Linked DNA regions of Homo sapiens: region 2 is linked to region 1. Evidence: chromatin contacts called from ENCODE POLR2A ChIA-PET data. All regions are on one chromosome and are shown on one strand. Each heading gives the region's core, a stretch centred on a gene start or an enhancer-like site at or near the end of the contact. The rest is flanking DNA. Distances are from core to core; before and after follow the strand shown. Region 1 has its middle 22 kb from the start of SRP9. Region 2 overlaps EPHX1 (epoxide hydrolase 1).

Evidence for each region. ChIA-PET counts read pairs that join two places held with the same protein, here RNA polymerase II (POLR2A).
Region 2: POLR2A ChIA-PET joins it to region 1 with 14 read pairs in RWPE1. The contact joins two enhancer-like sites. POLR2A ChIA-PET finds 5 or more read pairs at or near these places in 8 of 52 experiments (AG04450, BJ, HEK293T and 5 more).

The regions. Positions count from the first base shown.
Region 1 is chr1:225,753,778-225,757,054 of GRCh38, forward strand. No RefSeq gene overlaps it. Among named protein-coding and RNA genes, the nearest start is that of SRP9, 22 kb to the right of the region's middle. Within about 2 kb of position 1,736, at least 10 of the 41 ENCODE cell types and tissues checked have a DNase peak (open chromatin) inside an H3K27ac peak, as active enhancers do; they include PC-9, where a contact is called at or near this core.
Region 2 is chr1:225,811,874-225,815,173 of GRCh38, forward strand. All of the region lies in intron 1 of EPHX1 (epoxide hydrolase 1), which reads left to right. Among named protein-coding and RNA genes, the nearest start is that of EPHX1, 3.4 kb to the left of the region's middle. Within about 2 kb of position 1,563, at least 26 of the 41 ENCODE cell types and tissues checked have a DNase peak (open chromatin) inside an H3K27ac peak, as active enhancers do; they include PC-9, where a contact is called at or near this core.

The DNA of each region.
Region 1 (3,277 bases), core at 486-2,985:
TTTTTAGTAGAGGCGGGGTTTCACCGTGTTAGCCAGGATGGTCTCGATCTCCTGACCTCATGATCTGCCCACCTTGGCCTTCCAAAGTGCTGGGATTACAGGTGTGAGCCACCGCACCCGGCCAAGAAAAGCAGATTTCTTTATCACACAATGTTGCAGAGCCTCCAAGAGCCAAAGTGCATTGTGAATCTGCACAAGACTATGAATGTATGCAGCAGATTCCAGATTTAACCATGAAATAGCCCCTCCTCCATGCCCTTTTTCTCATAAGCAATACAAATTAGCATCTTTCTAGAATTGTAGTCCCAGAGAGTCTAAATAGTCTGCTTAGATGGCAAAAAAAAAAAAAGGGTGCTCAAGCCTCACTTTCTCCAACATTTTCCCCAAAAGTCCAGCCCATAGTGGATCTCTTTTCCTTAGATTTTCAAAAGAACTTTGGTATCGTCAATTTAGCACCCAACTCCCGTCTGTCTTCTGCTTGTTTATATAGTTCCATGTCACTCATACCACCCCAGCTTGGTGCAGAACATATAGCAAGTGCTCACTAACGACAAATTACATAGTTATTAAATATGCTTTTTAAAATATTTATTTATTTATTTATTTTGAGACGGAGTCTAGCTCTGTCACCCAGGCTGGAGTACAGTGGCATGATTTTGGCTCACTGCCACCTCCACCTCCCAGGTTCAAGTGATTCTCCTGCTTTAGCCTCCTTAGTAGCTGAGATTACAGGCGCGCACTACCATGCCCGGCTAATTTTTGTATTTTAGTAGAGAGAGGGTTTCACCATGTTGGTCAGGCTGGTCTTGAACTCCTGACCTCAGGTGATCTGCCCTCCTTAGCCTCCCAAAGTACTGGGATTACAGGCATGAGCCACCACATGGGGCCTAAATATGGTTCTTATCTGCTTCTTTTTTTTTCTTTTTTTGAGATGGAGTCTTGCTCTGTCTCCCAGGCTGGAGTGCAGTGGCGTAATCTCGGCTCACTGCAAGCTCTGCCTCCTGGGTTCGCGCCATTCTCCTGCCTCAGCCTCCCGAGTAGCTGGGAGTACAGGCACCTGCCACCGCGCCTGGCTTTTTTTTTTTTTTTTTTTTTTTTTTTTTTTTGTATTTTTAGTAGAGACAGGGTTTCACCACTTTAGCCAGGATGGTCTCAATCTCCTGACCTCGTGATCCCAAAGTGCTGGGATTACAGGCGTGAGCCAACGCGCCCGGCTTATCTGCTTCTTATCTCGGGTAAGAGCAGAGCCTGGACTCTGGAGCCCGGAGTGCAGATACTGGCTCTGGCTTATCAACTGTGCAACTTTGGGAAGTTACTTAACCTCTCTGTTTCGTCATTTGTACCTTAGAATGTTGCTGTGAGCGTTAAACTACAGTGCCCAGCACACAGTAACAGTTTAATAGATGTTAGCTGTTTTTATTGCTACTCCTAAGTGTGTTCTACACCTGGTCACCAAGCAAAGGACAGAGCATGGCCAGTGCATGGAGAATCAGATTTCAAGGGCAGCCCATAACATGCTCACAAAACACAGGGATATTGTTTGTTTATCTCTTCTAAGATCTCAAGGCACTTAAAAGTCTCAACTTATCAGTTTTCACAGGACTTTCCTGACATAGGTTGGAATCCATTATAGTCACCCTAGGGAGGGGTTAATGACCTGCTCAAGGTTACTTGCCAGGGTCAACCACAGGCTAGGAATAGAAATTGGCTCTGCAGTCACCCCTTTGTCTTAGTAACTTCCTCCCTATGTGGTTTTGGCAAAGACAAAACACCCAGGAGTGATGCAGCAACTGGAATGAAGGTCAAAGAACAGCATCTGGGTTTAGCACGGCCTTGATGAGGCCTTTTTTCCCTTCATCCTCCCACAAGCAGGCTTGTATATCCAGCAGCCTCCTGTCCCTCTTTAAGCACCTCAAAATAGTATTCCTTGACCTCCTTTCATCCAGGAGATGCCAAGGAGGGCAACGCAGATGCATCCGAGATGCCAAAGAAAGGCTTTCACACACAAAGTGACTCCCTGCCCTTGGATGTGTTTGCATCCTCACATCCTTCTCATCCCTACGTTCCTACTACTGCAGTCACACCAGCTCCTAGGCTCTGCCTTGGACAGAACCCAGTTTCCTGGAAGGAACAAGTTCTCTGCAGTCGGCCCCCTGCCCCAGCATCCAGGGACCACATTGGCCACAGTCCTATTTACAGCTTCCAAAGCAGTCAAGTACAGAAAGCCATGTAACAAAGCGTCTGAGAAGACCTATCCTGGTGTGTGTTTTCAATCACCCCTCTGCCTTCCCTCTCCAGTTACTCAGATCTCCTTGCTTTCAAAATGAGAACAGTGAATTATTTATGGAGTAACATACTGCACTCAGGGTCTCCCATGATCACGCAGATTGTGACCGCCCTGGGGAATTTACTGCCTAAGTCATTCGGAGAGAATGGGCAAATGGGGCATAAGGTGGCAAGTAAGTGACAGTGACATAAGTTGGGGCTCCCTGGCCCTACGACTGGTTGGGAGAAGTGGTATGAGGAGGTGACAGAGGACAAAGGGAGAGTCTGGTCTTCCTAAATCCCTGGTGGTAGCGATATGGAAGCAGGTGGGAAAAATATAATGAAAATATAAAAGAAACAATGAATTCCTGACCAAGCTGTCAGATAACCTCTGTTGTCACAACACAGGCCTGGAGTGACTACTGGGGAACCAAAACGTTCAGCTCTCTGCTTATGGTGAGAAGCATGCATAGGTAGATGACGGCTAGCAGTCTATCCAGGGCTGAGACCCCAAGCCTAGGGATTCTATCCTTCATTACCCACTTATTACCTCCAGCACCACTGGCCACTTCCTTCTTCTTCTTCTTCAATTTCTTTTTTTTTTTTTTTGAGATGGAGTCTTGCTCTGTCACCCAGGCTGGAGTGCACTGGGGCAATCTCGGCTCACTGCAACCTCTGCCTTCTGGGTTCAAGAGATTCTCCCACCTCAGCCTCTCAAGTAGCTGGGATTATAGGCACCCGCCATCATGCCTGGTGAATTTTTGTATTTTTAGTAGAGACGAGGTTTTGCCATGTTGGTCAGGTTGGTCTTTAACTCCTGACCTCAGGTGATCTGCCCAGCTCGGCCTCCCAAAGTGCTGGAATTACAGGCGTGAGCCACTGCGCCTGGCCCAGTTCCTTTTTTCATACAAACGTTTTGCTCATTATTTCACTTGCAGGGCTTCCTGACTGCTCTTTATTGCTCTTTTTGTAGAGAATATCAAGAGGTATCTTTCCCTGGGTCTCTGACTTC
Region 2 (3,300 bases), core at 313-2,812, 58 kb after region 1:
GGGATTTGCAGTTCTAGGGGCAGAGGGATAATAAACAAAATACATTTGTAAACTATAAAGTATGTTAGAAGATGATGTGTAATATGGAGATAAATAAAACTTTAAAGAGGGGAGAGGAGTGCCAGGTGGAAAGGGAAGGCCTCACTGAAGGGTGGCACTGGCATAGACCTGAAGAGTTAGGGAGCAGCCAAGCTGCTGCCTGGGGTGCAGGTGCAAAGGCTGGGGGCAGGAGTGTGCCCAGCTTGAATGGCCTGATGTTTGTGTTTGCAGAGTGTGGGTCAAGCTGATGAGTGACCTACTGGATAAACTGAACTAGCTCAGTCTGTAAGTGAGGGGACTCCTGAGCTTTCTGCGGCCTTCTTCCCAATTCCAGGAAAGGAAGGACCTTCCACAGAAAATAACTACTCAGCAAGACAGCCAGGGTGAACCTCAGCACCATCTGTGACAAGCCACATGCTCTCTGCGTGATGCCTCCTGCCTCTCAGCTGTGCCTGAAGCACACTAGCTGGCATGGACTTACGCGGCTGGGAACATCTTCAGGAAGCCCTGAATGAGGGCTCTGTGGGCAGAGGGACCTTTGCAGAAAGGGCATCTTGACCACTGCAGGAGGTGGAGTGACTCTCCTGGGGTGTCCTGGTTCCTGCCTGATGTCTTAAGCATAACTGGCATTTTCAGGGAGCCCAGGTTCACCAATGCACAGTGCCCCTCCTGTCGACCTGATACCCAGGCTTGGTGATTGCTCACCTGGCACCTTGATTCCCGTTCTGGTATCTTGGCCCAGGCCCAGACATGTGAAAGCAGGGGCTACCGAGATTCATTTCTCAGTTCTTACGCCAAGAGGTTCAACCACATGGATCACAGCTGGGTGTACCAAATAAGGGAGGACCAAGCATGAGCTGGTCACCCCTGCTGAAGAAGTAGCTCGAAGCCCACCCACTCGGGGACAGAGTGGGCACAGATGGGATAGACAGATAGTGATTCGAGGGGTGCCTAGGATCTCATACTGAAAACCCACCTCTGCTAGGGCCATAAATCCCATCAACAGCAATTCATTCCTTTGAGAGGTAATACAGTGATGTGGGAAGAGGATTGGGCTGGAAAAAAGACTTGGCTCATGTCCCAGCTCTGCCATTAATGTGTCCCCTCTCTGGACCTCATCTGTAAAATGAGGTTAGGCTCAGCGATCTGCAGGCCTTCTTGCAGCTCTGCTATGTGATGATTCTGTGGCAAAGTCTGAAGGGATTTCAGGAAAGGAATGTGTAGGAGGGAAACAGTAAGTTTTGAAGGGACTCAGTGGGCCCTGTAGCCTCTGCTGGGTCCAGTGAAGACACTTCAACTAGAGTGAAGGCCCTGGCCACAGGGTAGGGGAGGCAAAATCTTAAGAGTTCAAGAGCCCTGAGTCAAGGCAGGAGGGTCACTGCCCAGCCCAGCTGGCCCCCTGGGCTGCCTGTGTGTGGTTCTTGACCCAGACCTAGTGGCTTAGGAGCAGAGTCTCCAAGGGGCTGTGGGATAAGGTGGGGATTGCAGGAGGGAGAAGGCACCCCAGCAGTTCCCCCGTTAGGGGACCAAAGCGTTGCCAAGGATCCAGCCACACCCCTCTCCTGAGGAGGGAGGAGCTGGTGGGCGCTCCAGGAAGAGCTTCCTCTCAACAAGGAGAAAACTGCGCAATCCAATCCTCCGTTATATAACTGAGCACACGATTGTGCAAACCAAGCTCACACTGAGCAGCCTCCCCTATTGTCAAGGTTTATTTACTTTCCCAGGGGAAGTCATAGTTCATCCTTTCTCAGCAGAAAGCAGCCATTTGACTGCCACAGCCTGACCTACGGCATTCCAGGAGATGGGTTCAGAGACCTGGTGTGGAGTCCTCATGCCCACCCGCCCTGCTGTCTGTGTCTTTCCGTCTGTTGCCTGGTGGGTGGGTGTGGTTTAGTGCATGGTCCAGCCCCCGCACAGCCACACCCATTAGGCTCTCCAAGGCCTAACTGAGCAAGCTTGCAGAAGAGGGGAAAGTGTTCTTTTCTCTGAGGAGTTAAAGAGACTTCTGGAAAATTCTCCAGCTACTCCACAAACTAGGATCACAGGCCTTGTTCTTAGGTCGGGAGCAGGAGTTTTTGCTGCCTTTAGCATTTGGGAAGTTTGATGAATAGAGACTGAATTTGAATGTCTTTTTGGTACTTAAGAGCTGGATTAACTACTTCACATATCTGAGCTTCATTTTTAATTCTTTTTAAAACAGAAAAAGTGGCTGGGCAAGATGGCGCACACCTGTAATCCCAGCATTTTGGGAAGCTGAGGTGGGTGGATCACTTGAGCCCAGGAGTTCTGAGACCAGCCTGGGCAACAAAGTGAGACCTCGTCTCTATAAAGAATAAATTAGCTGGGAGTGGTGGAGCACACCTGTAATCCCAGCACTTTAGGAAGCTGAGGCAGGAGGATCTCTTGAGCCCAAGAGTTCAAGACCACCCTGGGCAACATAGCGAGACCCTGTCTCAAATAATTTTTAAAAAGAAAAACTACCTCTTCTTAAGATGGTTGTAGTATGGGAGATGGTGTGTTTAAGTCTTCCCACCCCAGTGTCACAGCTCAGGGCTTCTCTAGCCTTCCTCACAGCGGTTGGGGGTGCCCAGACACATCCTGAAGTCTAGGCCGTGTTCTGAGTGTCTCTGCCACGGGCCCGCCTGGCTGGCTTTAGTCCAGGAGCAGCCTGGACTGTGACTCTTGAAGGCTGTGGGAGGCTGGTGACCGGGAGCAGGAGGTCTCAGTGCATCCCTGAAGGGTCAGAGAGCCATGCCGTGAGAGGCCAGGAGCAGGCAGCCATTGGCCCTCCAGCCCTCACCAAAGGCCACCACCTCAGCTTGTCCTCTGGCAACTCAGCCTGGGAATTTGCTTTCCCTGTGGAACGAGAGACACTGGCCGCATTGAGGGGTGACTTTCCGGTCCTACAAAATTGTAGCCCTCTTTCTGCTAGAACTGGTGAGACTTGGCTAATTTCGGAGAGACTTTAGGAAAGTAAGAGAAATACATTGGTCCCAGTGCCAAGCCCCAAGGCCATCTTTCCAGGTATGGGTATATCCTGCAGTGATAAGAGAAGACTGACTCTTACCAGCTCTTTGGGGGAAATGAATATACTTTCCCACGTTCCAGTTTTTCTGGCTGTGGCAGGACCTGTTTGCTGCCAAGTTGTTCCTGTGGGGAAACAGCAGTGGGCCCAGCAAATGTAGCCACCAGGTCGGGGCACAGCCACCAGGTGGAAGAAGCAACCCTGCCCTCTTCCGGTTCCATGTGTGCCTCACTGAG